Regions from separate parts of the Homo sapiens genome. Here region 2 is linked to region 1. Evidence: read pairs that join two places in POLR2A ChIA-PET (ENCODE). Cell type or tissue: MCF 10A. All regions are shown on one strand.

Evidence for each region. ChIA-PET counts read pairs that join two places held together with the same protein. Peaks named below come from ENCODE experiments on the same cell type or tissue, not always from the same donor. Only the 100,000 strongest peaks of a DNase experiment are listed, where the experiment ranks them.
Region 2: POLR2A ChIA-PET joins it to region 1 with 8 read pairs; 2 of 35 experiments call an interaction of 5 or more read pairs at or near these places.

Annotation. Positions count from the first base shown.
Region 1 is chr4:24,101,752-24,109,751 of GRCh38, forward strand. It overlaps a transcript of PPARGC1A not described here. Among named protein-coding and RNA genes, the nearest start is that of PPARGC1A, 220 kb to the left of the region's middle. In MCF 10A, no CTCF peak of the experiment used is centred here; DNase peaks (open chromatin) are centred at 3,790 and 4,130.
Region 2 is chr4:24,316,593-24,324,592 of GRCh38, forward strand. It overlaps a transcript of PPARGC1A not described here. Among named protein-coding and RNA genes, the nearest start is that of MIR573, 200 kb to the right of the region's middle. RefSeq lists an enhancer at 4,881-5,680. In MCF 10A, no CTCF peak of the experiment used is centred here; a DNase peak (open chromatin) is centred at 4,769.

The DNA.
Region 1 (8,000 bases):
TGAGTAAACAGATGCAAAGTCATGTTTTTACATCATTTTGTTTTTGTCCCAGAATACGTTCATGGATTCGAAAAGCACAAATTAAATACCTACTGTGTGCTAAGAATGGTGCTAGGTACTAACGATTGAGAGATGAGAAAAACACATCCACGCCCTCATGGTCTTGTGAGAACTAACGATTGAGAGATGAGAAAAACACATCCACGCCCTCATGGTCTTGTGAGAGGGAAAGACAGATAAGCAACCATTACAGCTGCAAGTAAGATCAGCTCTCTGGGCAGGAGAATATGGCTGCACGACCCCAGGGATCCATCCAATCCCAACCCCCTGCCCCAACATAGCTTCAGCTCCAATAATCACCATTCTTGTCACAGTGTCGTTGGAGAAGAGCAGCATGGAGACCCTGTCCCACCTTCAGTGGGTGCCACTAAAACAAGAGTATCATGGTGGTATTTAAAATACAATAGTTTCTAAAATGTTTCACTTCAGTACAGACCACAGGACAGGGAACAATTCATGGTACCCTAAACTATAGATTCCTTTCTTTTTTTTCAGGCTCATTTCCAAATCCAAATATCCATGGATACCTACACAACAGTGATGTCCACACAGACTAATACACAACACTGATGTCCACACAGGCTAATAAACTCTCCTCATCTAGACTTCAGTCACTGATTTGTATGAACAGAGAAATTTGGGGACAAGGGTCCTTCTGATCTAATAGCTCCTGAGGCCCTGTTTCTTCCAGGGTCCCCTTTGGAGGTAGGACAATCCCAGAGCAGCTGACATGTTAAGTCTTTCCGAATTGCATTTAACAGCAAAGAGATGCAAAACTACATCTTCTTTTAGAAGGCTTACGGAGTGGGTGGGGATTGTATTTCTTGGACTTGGGCAGAAAGAGTGCTATCCGGGAACTTTTGATTTCCACCTCATTGGAAGACATCCTCAAATACTTCCAGTTGAGGTTCCATCTTCCTGGCAGGGATTGTGGGCTGCTTTTATTTATAGAGGAACGGCAGGGAGGCAAAGAGTGGGAGGCCTCTTCTCCAGAAGGCAGCCCACATGGAGCACAGATACAACACTTGTAGATACAACTTCCCAGCTAAAGCCGAGGCTGCCATCCCACTGAAAACAACACTGCGAATCAGGAGTGTGAACAGATTTAGAAACCAAATTAAGCCAAGTCTGCCCTGGAGATGGTTGTTAAACCATAGTAAACATATCAAACCAGGGGCTTGAAATCATGCCACCTTGCCAGAAATTGCCCTGGCCTCACTGTTTGTTGCAATGATAAGCTCAGAGGCTCAAAAATGTTGACCAGCTGCAACACCCCATGCGCTTCAATGTTTAAAACAATTCTGCATGATATCACCATCATTCCCATTTTGCAGATGAGGACACCGAAGCATGGAAAAGTAGAATTAAGTTCCAAAACTTTTCATGGCTTTGAAAGGGGGAAGCCTTGGCCGAGTGGGTAGTTCCAGAGCCCTCTCCATTAGCCACACTCTCAACTGCCTTCCCTTCTCAATCAGCTCCTCAACAAAAGACTCAAGGTGGTATCCGCACCTGGCACCAGATTAAAGACTCACTTCAGGGACTTCTGCAACCCATATCCCAGATGCTGATAATATAGAGATCCACCCAAAACGAATGGAAATGTGGAGCCTGAAGGTGTGTAGGATACAGAAAAGCACGAAAGAGCACCCAGGACAGAGAGCAGAGCCCTCCAACACAGAGCCCTCGGGCTCACAGCTGCTGCAAGAAGCACTAGTCTCTCCTTCTGGTCCAATGAGTACTCACAAAGTTGTTTTGCTTTTAAGATGCGCTTAATGCCTTCTTCCAAAAAAAAAAAAAAAAGCCTCGTCAGTATAAAATGAACCGGAATTATAGCTGCCGCTTTGATGCTGTGTGTTATTTTTGGCTGAGTGTCCTGCTCTTCTGGAGGCTGTTGGTAGGGTGCTGAAGCCTACTCTAGTAACACAGGCTGACTGCTGTCCCCAAAGGACCCCGAGGAAAACAAGAGGAACTATCTCGCAGTCTTCAGCAGACAGGGGAGGTTTAACATAAATAAACTCCCACTTAACGTTTTCTCCAAAAAGCATCCATTCATTATCTTTATTTCCAACACAGTATTTATGAATTTCCTTTCAGCCGGGCCCGTCAGGCCAAACGTCACCACTCCGTGGTGAAACATCGTGTGCATTTTCTTTTCCTCCTAGGAAGATTAAGGCCGATGAATAAAAGAAAGGGGGATGTGGCCCCTATATTTAGCTCTCCTCACAACATCATGTCTCACAGGTATTAAAAATAGACTCAAATCACTTGAAGACATTCTGAAAAATCAAAGACAGAATAGCTTTCCAAGAGGAAGTTTTACATGTTTTCTGCTTTCTTCCTAGTTGAGTTCCGCTAGTGAGATGTTTAAGCAGCAAAAGCTCCTTAACAGTAGAGTGGGCGCCCTCTTCGTGGAGGCCAGGCCCGGGTGGCTATAGGGGTTTATCACATACTTTATCTCCTACTCATCCTTCTTGCAGCTTCAGTGCTTTGTGGACTGTATTTTAAGAGAGATCTGTGCAGGTCCTTGGTAAAAAGTGTGAAATAGGCTGTGTGGAAAATTCTCCTCTGTCAACAACCTTTCCCCCACTTGGGCTCTGACACTCCCAAGGTCCCTGTCAGAGAGAAATCAGCTCAGATTCAATTCACTGAACAAATACGTGTTATTTGTGATCTGCCAGGCACAGTGCCAGGCAAAGCAAAGGGAGAAGAGGGAAGCAAAGGATGGACCGTCCTTGTTAGAGTGGTAATTCCACAAGGAAGTAGAGCTTCCAGAGGACTGTGGGCAACACAATTCAGAGAGAGAGCTGACATCTCATTGGAAGCAATCAGAAGGAACATCAAACTGGAGGAAGCATGTGAATCAGACAATAAAGACAAAAGCAGGAATGGGGCTGTTTGTATACCTGTGACGAGATGTGGAAGAAGGTCAACAATTAGCTTGGTGCAACGCCTCTCCCCAAAAATATATGCCCAGTAAACCCTGAGGAAAAAGCCTTTTACAGCTAAAGAAAGGAATCTGCAGATGGAGAAATCACACGGTACTTAAAAATGTAGCCTCTTTCAAATACTGCAGTTCACCAGCTGTGTAACTTTGGGCAATTTACTTCCCTTCCCTGAGCCTCAATTTCATCATCTGGAAAATGGGGATCATACTTCACTGGGCTGATGTGCATATTAAATCACAGTGTGAACATGCAACGCCCATGTATGGCACGTGGTTCAAGGTGAGCACTCAATGAATGGGTGTAACTCACTCATGTGGGAGCTATTTACATTGGAACATGTTTCTAATATGCCTCGAGTCACACACAACACCCATTCTTCTGGCAGAAAGGCTTGATTAACACTAGAGCACAGTGAAGGTAAGATAGTGTGGACTTTGCTTATAGAATTGTGTAATTTTCAGACTTCTTCATGGTTTATCCCACGTTACAGAGGAAGAAAACAGCCACCACCAGTTTCCAATGACCCAAGCAAATACACAACCTTGAAAAAGCAAACCTTCTAATGGGACTTTATTTCAATCCTTGACTTGGCAGCTCATCACACTTTAGGATCACTGGTGAAAAGCTAGGGGGAGGTATTTTCCAACCTAAGGTAAGAGATAAAAGGGCCTGAGGACGTTAAAAGTGAGGGAATGGAAATAGCAGGGGCGAAAATCAATGTTTATGAAATAGTCCAGTGTTTCTCAAATCTTCCTGTTCACACAGATCTTCTGGGTATCTTGTTTCAATGCAGACTCTGATTCAGTATGTCTGGAGTCGTGCCCAGAACTCTGCATTCTCATAAGCTCCTCCATGATGCCTATGTTACTCGTCCATGGACCACCCTTATATAATAAGCGAATGGTGTTTGTGTAGAGCCTAAGAAAGGGTTGAGTGGTGGAACCAGGAAATCCCCAAATAAAGGAAGAGAGGCTTGAAAGAAGAGTGATATCCAAACAAGATGGCAAGAAGACTAGATGATTTGAGGAGCAGCCAAGCCGGAGATGTAAATACAGAGACATGGTGTCCAAGGGGAAGGTTTTCGGAGAAGAGGCCCCAGCTCACGAAGTTCCAGTGCATTACTCACTTTGGCTGTGAGTCACTCACAGCCTTTTAGAATTGTTGACGGCAAACATTTTGGAGAGTGCTGCAATAAAGGAATGTGCTCACAGCCATTAACTATGAAGCACTAACTCATTTCAGCAGCCTGACACAAATTATGCTACGCAGTTGAAAAATAGCTATTGATCAGTCCCTTCTTTCTGGTGCCTTCCAATATCCCAGATCAGCACTTCCATTCGTTTCCCCGCCCCCGGATGCCCTCACACACCTAGTTAGATCCTGCCCAAGCCAAAAAAAGATGCCCGCAGACTTTATTTTCTTCCAGATTTTGCCTTTAATAAAGCAAGCCCAGAAAGAGGCAAACCGAAAGATGCCTCCTTTAAGTTTCTCCATGTATCTGTTTCTTATGAATTTCCCAGTCTTTTTTTCTTCTATACTCATTATAGACACAAAGGCAACAATCAACTGATCTATCATTTCCTGGGCTAGAAGATAAGAAATGAAGAGGGCATGAAAAGGACAGAATATGAAATTAGGTTTTAAAGAATTGAACCTGATTCAGGGGCAGGTCGAATGGCAACACTTTGAGCACCTTCAAGTAGCAACTTGAGCCTCAACAGAAAAAGGAAGCCCAGGGTCTTTCAAGAATCGTCCCTAGTTTCCTTCTTAATCTCAAGAGAAACTAAAGAGGCATGTAGATCTTCTATGGCAGACTGATTACAAAGAAGTCCCCGATTCTCTGTCCCTCCCTGTATCTATTTCCTTTGCCATGTGACTCTGCAATGACTCCCACCATATGAGGTAGTTTAGTTGGTTTCCCCACCCTTTGAATCTCAGCTGCCTTGTCCCTTGCTTTAGCCAATAGACTGTGGCAAAAGTGCCTTGTCCCTTGCTTCGGTCAATAGTCTTAAAGCAAAGCCAAGGGCATCCTTGCTCACATGACCTGCCAGCCCCCAGCTGACCCACCAGCTGGCTCAGATGCAAGAGTGAGCCCAGCTGAGATCAGCAGAGCCTGGCCTAGCAGCAGAACTGCACAGAAAACCCTTAGATCATGAGCAATAATAAATGGTGGTTGCTTCAAGCCATTAAGTTTTAGAGTGCTTTGTGATATAGCATTATTTGGCAAAAAATAACTGATATAGCTTCCTCTGGAAAAGCCATGATAAAAAGGCCAGGTATACAAATACTTCCAACAGGGCATTGGTTTTCCTCTGTTCAAAATTATTAATGAACACAAATACATTGTAATAGCATAATTGCATCATTTATAAACACAAAAACACATTAGGAAATTGGATAATAAAAGCACATTGCTATATTACTTTTCATTTTGCAAATGGTTGAATCTGTTAATTAATATACTGTATTCACTTGTGTAACTTTTTAAAGTTTTCTAGACTTCAAATTGAGTCAATCATTTCTTCTTTTGTGCATTCATTTGTTGAAGATTATAATGAACCGAGTTGTGAGTTGGGTACAATAGTAGCTCTGAAGATGAATAACACATTGATCCCTGATCTCAAATGACTTCCGTCTAGTAGGGTTGACAAAGACACATACTCCAAGACTCTTAATGAATGGCAGTGGGTATGTCAGTTTCTTTCTGTCATCCCTATTATTTTCGATCTGACTCACCTTACCAGGTCCAGATGAAATAGTCTTTTCTCTTTCACATCTTCTTTACTACCAGCCTTATTTTTTCCCCAGCTATAAGTAGACCTTCTCAGCTTCAAAAACACAATTTGGAAGTGTAGAGCATGTTCAGACAATAATCTAGGTCAGTCACAAAATTTAAGGTTAGAAGGAAAGCTTAATACTGGATAGATTATGAAGGGCCTTGAATATCAGTTGTAGTGTGTACAGTTGGTTCTGCAGGCAATAGGGAGCCATGGAGGACTTCTGAGAGAGGGAGTGAAGTAATCAAAGCTATCATTTAGAAGGATGATTGGCTTCAAGCCTTTGCTATAGGATCATGGAAACCCAGGGTGATAGAGTTTCAGAATGGATGAGACTGTCAATTGTAGATGCTGCATAGAGATTAAAGAGGATGAAAAATTTATTAGGTTTGCCAAGTAGATAGCCACTGGTGACACTGGAAGGAAAAAATTCAATAGAAGACAAAAAGGGAAGGAAATAGAGCAGGTGGGATAAGACTGTCCTCTACTTCAAATTTTTCTATGGAGAAGGCAGTTGTGATTGACTGTTTACAAGGAGAATTTGAGGATGCACAGCCTCTGATGGAAGATTAGAGTCAGTCTCTTTCCCATATGCCTAAATTGCCTTGGTTAGCTTAAAAAAGCTAAGAAGTTCTAGTATTTCTCCAAGTGCCTTAGAGGGTGCTCCTGTGAGAGAAGAGAGGGTTGAGGTCTCAAGGGACATATGCTGAGAGTATCCAGACATCTTCCTCCCATTTCAACAAGCTTAATCCCAATTATCTTCCTTATGTACAAGTGTTCCTAGCTGAATTTCACTGGGAAAAACTAGGGTTTCTTCTATTGATTAAAAAATAATTTTATTAATTTTAAAACCATTAGGCCAAATAATTTCCACAATCCACTCTAGTTCTAAGATTAAGTTCTAATAATAAGTATTATTATACTATACTAATTATCTTTCAATACTTAGAATGAGAAGAAAATCAGGAGGTGGGCACCTAACATCTCTTGAGCCTATTATATATAGGTTAGCCAATGTGCTGTATCCTGTCCATCCATGGACCACGCATTGAATTCACAACACAGCTCTCTGCAGGAGGAATCATTATCCTCATTCTGCAGATGAGGAAATTGAGGCCCAGAAAGATCAAATAACTTGTACAAGATCTCAGCGCTGAATCCAGAGCCTGGACTCTTGACCAGTAAGTCACAGCTGTGCACATTTTCATGAACACCCAGTGGAGCCTGGGGTTCATCCATGAGTTCCCAAGGTTCACTGAATTTGAATTTCTGGGAGCACATACAGCAGTAACTTTGGCCAGAAGATGCTGCTAAACTTAGGGGAAAAAAAAGGATGTGTTGAGAGAAAAAGATGGGAAGAGGAAGATTTAAAATACTGGAAAGAATTAGAAAAAAGTACTAGTGAACTTTTGGACCTTGGAAATATTGGTAAAAACAAATCCTAATGTGGGAGCTATAAAAATCACACACACACACACACACACACCACACACACACACACACCACACACACACACACACACACCTGAGACCATAAATGCCATTGCTAGAAAGGATATGTAGGTAACAGAAAAGGCATTTTTTTACCCTAGGCTGAAATTGATTTTCATTTGGAAAATTGAAACTTATTGGTAATAATTAATTATTAAAATATGGCCCCCAGCAGGCCTTGTCTAGTCTGCTTTATTTAAAATTTCACATTTCCCCAACTCCTTATACCCCCTCTACTTTATTTCTCTCCATAGCACTTAACACCATTTCATTATACACACACACACACACACACACACACACACACACACACACACTTTTATTCGTTTGCTTATCACCTCTCTCCATAAGAATGCAACTTCTGTGGATTGGGGGTTGTGGGTGGGAAGGAGGCTTAGCATTATTTTTGTGGTTATTCACTTGGTATCTCTAGCATCTACCATAATATCTGGCTCCTAGGAGGCACTGGATAAATATTTGTTGAACAAATGAATGTGTTACTTCATCATGGTATTTATGGAATAAGCTTTCATATCTATTCATTCCCATCCCAACTTACGGCATCTGAAATGTTAGAGTCTCCATCAATTACAAGTCTATTTAGCATTTATATGGCACTTCATATTTAAAACTCACTGTTCAATTATTGATCCCTACAATCGACCTTGAAAATAGATCCTGAGTAGTAGAGTGTCCCACACCACTTTCCCTTCCTAGGCTTCCCCATG
Region 2 (8,000 bases), 210 kb after region 1:
TACAGTCCCACAGAAAGAATGGCAAGACCCTAAACCCACTCTTGGCTCTGCCATTTACTCATGCAAGACCTTGGCCTTTGACTTCTCTCAGCTTCCACGTCATCAGCTGCAGAATGGGAAGAATAATGCTTATCCTTAAAGATTTGTTTTGAGGAATAAATGACATCGCATATGTAACTTGCCTGGCACATTGTAAGAACTATGAAAATGGTAACTAGTTTTCAAAAGTCATCTAACAAGCTCGGGTATTCTTGAAGCCACTATGTCTTGGATAATTCAGAACAGTTATGACTACAAATCTCCCTACCTTCCACAGCCCTCCAGCAGGATCCATGTTCATTTCTGCCATGGGTGTAGGTGGAGGGGAGAGGAAATTTACATCATTTTGATTCAGAAAATAAAATAATTTCAAACTGTAACTGAGAACTGTTCTAAGAATTTTATGGCTTAATCCTCACCATCACCCTATCAGGTAAGTAATATTATTATTATCCCCATTATACAGATGAGGAAGATGAGGCTTAAAGAGGTTGGGTAAGCAGCTCACTCATGGTTACTCAGCTAGGAGTGGGCATACTACCCTTAACCATTGCAACTCAACTCTATTTATTCATGTGTTCATTCAAACACTATATACTGCAACCCTACACTAAGCACTGGAGATACACAGTTCACTCCCTAGGCAGACATTGATTGAGCCTGACTATATGGCAGTCACTCTCCTAGGCACTGGCATATAGCAGGGAAAGTGTGACCAGTCCAGTGAAACCCACAGGTAAATAAAGAAATGTCAAAGGTGCTACAGTTCCATGATAGACATTTGTACAATAACCAGGAAGCCTCAAAAAACAAAGACATCCTCCTACTTGCTTTAGGGACTGAGCGGGGATTGGGATGAAAGAATGGAAGTCCAAAAGCCCTCATAGCAGAGGTGACTTTGAGGAGCCCAGTGTTCAGAGGACTAAAAAAAAAAAAAAAAAAAAAAAAAAAAAAAAAAAAAAAAACACCACCACCAAAAGGGCTGGCCCTAAAAAATTGCAGTGGAACTGGTCACCTGGCATCTTGTAGACAGAGAAATCAGTTGTAGGGCTGGATTTTTTTTCACTTCAGAGCTGTGGCTGCTGTTCTCCACAGCCCCAGCCCCGAACCCAGACAAGCATCCACCTATACGCAAGCACAAGAATAAATTCCACAGCAAGGCATTTCAAAGCACCTACCAAGACGAACGTGCCCTCTGGCCTGGTTTTTTGTTTGGGAAAATTGTGTGCTAAAAACAGCAGATAAAAAGGAATCTGTGGGCATAATTTATTTAGACTTTCTAAAGGCTGTTGAGAAGGTCTCTCTCATAGGAGGCTATTAAGGCCAGGCAGGCAAGTCGGTAACTATGGGGTAAAAGGTGAAGTTCTGTCGTGATTAAAGCCTTCTTAACTGAGAGGAACCAAAGCCCAGGAATAAATAGCCAGTTCTCCACATGGGAAGCTAAAAATAATGGGGCCGCTCAAAGATTAGTCCTGAAGCCAGTGTTGTGCTATCTATTTTTAATGATTTGTCAAATGAAGTACAGTAAATAGAAAAATGCAGGTAGCTAATGACAGGCGACCACTTGGTATAGTGACGAAAGCACTGAGCTGGCAGGGTACTAAGAAGCCAAGACCAGCCTGCACATATGACTGTTTCTCCGGGCCTCAATTTCTTTATCTGTGAAATGATGGAATGTGAAATGACACAAGCTGTTTCTAAGGTCTCTGAGACCATCTGTGAAAACATTTAAAATTCTTTGGCTTGAAGTTCATTCAGGTAGACTAGAAGGAACAAAATGAATTAACCAAATTGAGCAATCCAAGATCCAAAGGAACATCAGAAAAGGCAAAGTAAGTACTTTCACTCTGCTATTTTGGGGTGACTTGCTTAGTTCAGAATAAGTGATAACTTCTCCAAAGAAAGCTATAAGCATTCCTGCGGACAGTTTCATGAGAATGCCTATTCTTAGTCGGGCATCATCAAAGTGCCAATAAACCATATGCAGCATTTTTTTAAGCACTGAAAAAAGCACAGAAAAGTATTACCAGGCTATCGCCTAAATCAGCCTTATGTCCTTTCTTTGTCTCTGATATTATCAGAATAGCCTTTTTATAAATTGAATGGCAAATACTGATAAAGCCAACGATGTATAATTTGGGGGCCCCTGAATGCCTGCTCTCAAGAACCTCCAATCTGGTTGGTGATTTTACAAACAAAAAACAGATAACAAAATACAACTGGCTGTGCCAAATTAATGACACAGCCAGTAAAGTTTGAAGAATTTCCCAGACAAGGTAGGATGTGAACCTCACCTTCAAGAATGAATACTATTTCTGTAGTTGGAGGATAACAGGGAGATCTCCAGGACCAAAAAGAGAAACAAACAAACAAACAAACAAAATGAATTGGGAGCAGAAAAGAAACAAGAAGAGATAAAAAATAAAGAAACTCGGCTGAGTGCGGTGGCTTACGGTTGTAATCCCACACTTCGGGAGGCAGAGGCAGGAGGATCACTTGAGGCCAGGAGTTCCAGACAAGCCTGGGCACCATAGCAAGACCTTGTCTCTACAAACAGTTAAAAAATTAGCTGTGTGTGGTGCATGCCTGTCGTCCCAGCTACTCAGAGCCTGAGGTGGGGGGATCCCTTGAGCCAAGGTGTTCGAGGCTACAATGAGCCATGGTTATACAATTCAACTGTACTCCAGCCTGGGTGACAGAGTGAGACCCTACCTCAAAAAATAAAAATAAAGAAACTCATTCATTTGAGAAAAGACCAACTTTGTCCTGAGATGAGAGTTGCTTCATTATGAAAACAGAGAAGTGTCAAGAAAGATAGACTATGAACAAAGTATGAATAAATGAGGGTTCATGAAATGCCACGTGGATCTCCTTAGTTAGCTTGGGCCATAAGGCAAGACCCAGGAAACACTCCATGAAATTAAAAAGGAAAAAAACAATAAATGGGTTGAACACGGGCTTTTAACATAACACAGTGAGTTTTGGTGACTCATTACTGTAGACACTGTTTTCCCCAAGTAGCTTAGTGAGCTTTACTTTTTGATAGAATTATATGTTCATACAACTAACGGTTCTCTCTGCAGTTACGGCTAATGTTATTGATACTCATAACTCAAGGCAAACATGCGGGGTCTCCAAGAAATTTTTTCCTCCTATTACGCTGTTGCAGAATGAGTTGAATTCACTATAAGAGGGATATGTTACCTTTCTCTAAAGTACCTCTTTCTGTCCACAGGAATGTTTCTGATTTCATAGTCATTTTTTTCCTTCTTCTTCATATTTGTTGCTCAAAAAGCTGGCTCATTAAAAAGAAAGACAATTGCCTTCTAAGAGTCATACTAGACACAGGTGTGCCTCACATTATAGAAGACAAGGACTGCAGAAAATACCGACATCAGACAACCAGAATAGCTAACACTGAATTGAATGGTGCAAGAGGAGAAGGGACCATTTAAAAGAATACTAGAGAGATTTCTTCATTTATTTTGTAAACTTAAATTTCTAACTAGTAGATTTCCTTTGAAAATCTGTACTTGCTGTGAATCACTGCCACAATGCTCTTAAACCTTCCTGAGACATTTTGTTTCCTGGAGGTTTAAGCAATGTTTTCTAAAATTACCATCTATCTTCTGTTTCACATCACAAGAAGGAAGAAAAGTTTGTATCTCCTTTTTTATTCTAGAATAAATGATATAGTTTCTTCACAGGAAATAAACACCACACCATTAATTATATGCCTCATGGATTCTATTCTACCAGATTTACATTTACTTGGCCAAGTCCAAAGGAAAGTAAACAACCTTAGCATTCAATATTAATCATGATACACACACTCCTTCTCTTACTCCCCCTTTTCTCCGTAAAGCAATGCATTTAAAATGAAGACTTGGTTTTTGCTCTTTTTGACATTTCCTAAATATGTTTAAGCATCAGGAACTTGAAAATACAGTATTTTAACGGGTAACGAATGTCCTTTGAAAACAAAGACCATCCTTATATAAAAACAGAGAAATGAATTTTGATGCCGAAGCCAGTAAACAGGTGTCTCTCTTGCAAAAAGTTCAGTGAAGCTCTTCTTGGGTGTGTGTGCAAAAGCTTTACATAAAAACACCACTCCTAGGAGACCCTCTTACAGATTCGATTCACGAGAAACATATACAGAACACCATAGGAAGCCGGGTAATAAACTTCTGAATACCTTTTTATTATTTTGAAAATAATCGAAATTGTGCAAACAAGGTCAACAGCTGGAAAATGGCTCCCAGAAAGCCTGCCCTTACGGTCCTCTGAAATGACTAAACTATTTTGGCAGTTTCCAAAAATTAGCCTTACAAGTCCAAGAAGATATCCAGGTCCCCGTTTTCTCTCACCGAGTCCCAGCTGCACTAATGAAGAGTTGCAAGTGTAGGGCCTGACTCCTCTTCGTGCAAGCCTGAATTATCTAAGCAGCGCCTAAGAAGAGGAAATTTCTCTGCTAAGTCATCCTGTAAAGCTTCCAAAATAGAGGTGCCCTTCAAATTAAATTTGCCGGTGTCGATTCCCTCATCCTCAATGATACCGTGTAAGAAGGATCAAGTGATTAAAATGAAGCAAAAAGAAACAAAGGTCACCCAACACCTGGCTTTTAAAAACTAGGTAGATTCCAAGCCTCAGGATGCTTGGAAAAATAAAATGCGTATGACGCAACTAACACACCCAAAGGCCTGCGAACTTGTGTCCTATTAAAATGCATAATCCTATAATGATGAAGCTGGCAGTCTCTCAATAGTTTGACTCATTTCCCTGCTAAATATAACTGAAGACAGGTTTTCCACTAGGAGCTACTGTATTATTGTCTCCCAACTGGGAATCAGAAACTAATTTTGATATGTAAAGAAATCAAAGCAAAAAAGGATGATACAAGTATTTGTCTGACTTTAATTTCTTCGCAGCGCTACCCTGCCGGAACTACTTTTCCAGAACCCAGAGAGGCACCAATAGAGATGTTTACGGATGGATAAGGCAATATTTGTCAGAAGCTGCAGAATGTGAAAATCACCATCTATCTGCTACATGCAACTTGACTGAAATGATTTAGTCATAATGTGTGATGATGGACGTTGGTTGCTATTCTTTAGCTCTGCAAAGGGCACTGCCAGAGACCAGTATTTCAGCTGACTGCTATTTCTTTCCAATTCAAATGAAAAGAGACTTAAGAACAGACAACAACTCAGCAGGATGCCTATTAGAATTCTTTGTAAGGACTTCACTTGCAAGGAGCAACTCTGGACTTGTTCGTAAAAAAGAAATAATCGGCCTCTGACCGAAGTGCTCAAATCAAAAATCTCACGGGCTACATGGGATTGTTTTTTCTTCTAAAATAGATCATGGATTAATGGAGAACACTGACCTAATAGAAGCATCAACCATTTTTAGAACATAGCTTCCCCAAGAAGGCTTGCAAGGAATTATTCCAGCTATAATGCTGTAGAATTCGTTACCCACCGAGTTAAAATCGCCTCAAATCCATTTGCTCTTATGCAGAATTTCCTGATTATAGCCTCCGCTTATTTTGCCCACATACCAAATCTGAAAATGGTTTTTTAAATTAGTGACTTTTGAGCTAGCTTCACTGGTGGCTGGGGTACAAAATTATTTTCCCCCGAGTTGAAGAGTATTTTTTAAAAAGAAAAGAAAAGCACTGGGTGAGAAATGCATTTTGAAAACGAAGCTTGAGTTGTAGCTTCGCTACAATGGAGAAGCAGAAAATGGTCAAACTGCAGCTTTTCTCTTGACAACCCTGATGGTTCATCTGGTAACACCTCAGACACTTTATTCCTAGCTGAGTTGTTTCTATATGTCATTTATAACTTCACATTTTTCAGAGAGAGAAAAGTACCTCTTGGATGTATCTGTGTATCCATGTGTATGTGAGTGTGTGTGTGCAGGGATGATGTTAAGCTGGTATGTTCCTGCTACAGACAGTGTTGTGCTGGAACAGGCTTACATAGGCTTTGCAAGAGCTGATTGTTAAATTTGCAGAAAATATGCAAGCCAACTGATATCACATTGGTGGCTTGAAGCTGGCAGTGGTGGGAGTGTTTCTACCTCAGAAATCAGCATGCACTATGACTCAGGGCTTCATGATTTTTGGGAGAGTCAGGTTTTTAGCACATACTAGCCCACGACTGCTTACTGGGACACCAGCTGTTTGCACAGCCATCCACAATGATTGGCTGCACTCTCCACTTTGGTCATGCTCATGTTGTAAGCACTGTACAATATTTTGAATAGCAACTTCATCACGTGTAGTCAAATTATATCATTGTATTATCTACATTGTCTTCGGTATAATAACGGAAAAGCAGCATATACTATCACATCATCCATCATCAAAAAACAATTTTTTTGAGCATGGGTTTGGACCTCAGGTACTCTGCTGAATAAATTCTGGGTGGCTCAACTGCTGGTGGATCCCAAATAGATCATTTGGGAAGGAAGAAACCATGCCGGGCCTTAGAGAAAAACAAAATGAGTCAGTTCTCTCTGCTGCCTTTGGCCAGACCAAACCCTGAAGTCATACAGCATGGGGGAGATTTTCTAGTCAAAAAAGTCATTTATCTGTCCAAGCACATCTGAAGATAAATGATGAGAAGCTTCTGGGAACACTGAATGTCAGGCCTCTGAGCCCAAGCCAAGCCATCGCATCCCCTGTGACTTGCACATATACGCCCAGATGGCCTGAAGTAACTGAAGAATCACAAAAGAAGTGAAAAGGCCCTGCCCCGCCTTAACTGATGACATTCCACCATTGTGATTTGTTCCTGCCCCACCTTAACTGAGTGATTAACCCCATGAGTTTCCTTCTCCTGGCTCAGAAGCTCCCCCACTGAGCACCTTGTGACCCCTGCCCCTGCCCACCAGAGAACAACCCCCTTTGACTGTAATTTTCCATTACCTTCCCAAATCCTATAAAATGGCCCCACCCCTATCTCCCTTCACTGACTCTCTTTTCGGACTCAGCCCGCCTGCACCCAGGTGAAATAAACAGCCATGTTGCTCACACAAAGCCTGTTTGGTGGTCTCTTCACACGGACGTGCATGAAGTTTGGTGTCGTGACTCGGATCGGGGGACCTCCCTTGGGAGATCAATCCCCCATCCTCCTGCTCTTTGCTCTGTGAGAAAGATCCACCTACGACCTCAGGTCCTCAGACCGACCAGCCCAAGAAACATCTCACCAATTTCAAATCCGGTAAGCGGCCTCTTTTTACTCTCTTCTCCAGCTTCCCTCACTATCCCTCAACCTCTTTCTCCTTTCAATCTTGGCGCTACACTTCAATCTCTCTCTTCTCTTAATTTCAATTCCTTTCATTTTCTGGTAGAGACAAAAGAGACACGTTTTGTCCGTGGACCCAAAACTCTGGCGCCGGTCACGGACTGGGAAGGCAGCTTTCCCTTGGTGTTTAATCATTGCAGAGACGCCTCTGTGATTATACACCCACGTTTCAAGGGTGTCAAACCACGCAGGGACGCCTGCCTTGGTCCTTCACCCTTAGCGGCAAGTCCTGCTTTTCTGGGGAAGAGGCAAGTACCCCAACCCCTTCTCTCCTTGTCTCTACCCCTTCTCTGCCTTTCCTGGGGCAGGGGCAAGTACCCCTCAACCCCTTCTCCTTCACCCTTAGCGGCAAGTCCCGCTTCCCTAGGGGGCAAGAACCCCCCAGTCGCTTATTTCCGCACCACAACCTCTTATCTCTGTGCCCAATCCCTTATTTCCATGCCCCAACCCCTTCTCTGCTTTTCTGGAGGGCAAGAACCCCCCACCCCTTCTCCGTGTCTCTACTCTTTTCTCTGGGCTTGCCCCTTCACTATGGATAAGCTTCCACCTTCCATTCCTCCTCCTTCTCCCTTAGCCTGTGTTCTCAAAAACTTAAAACCTCTTCAACTCACACCTGACCTAAAACCTAAATGCCTTATTTTCTTC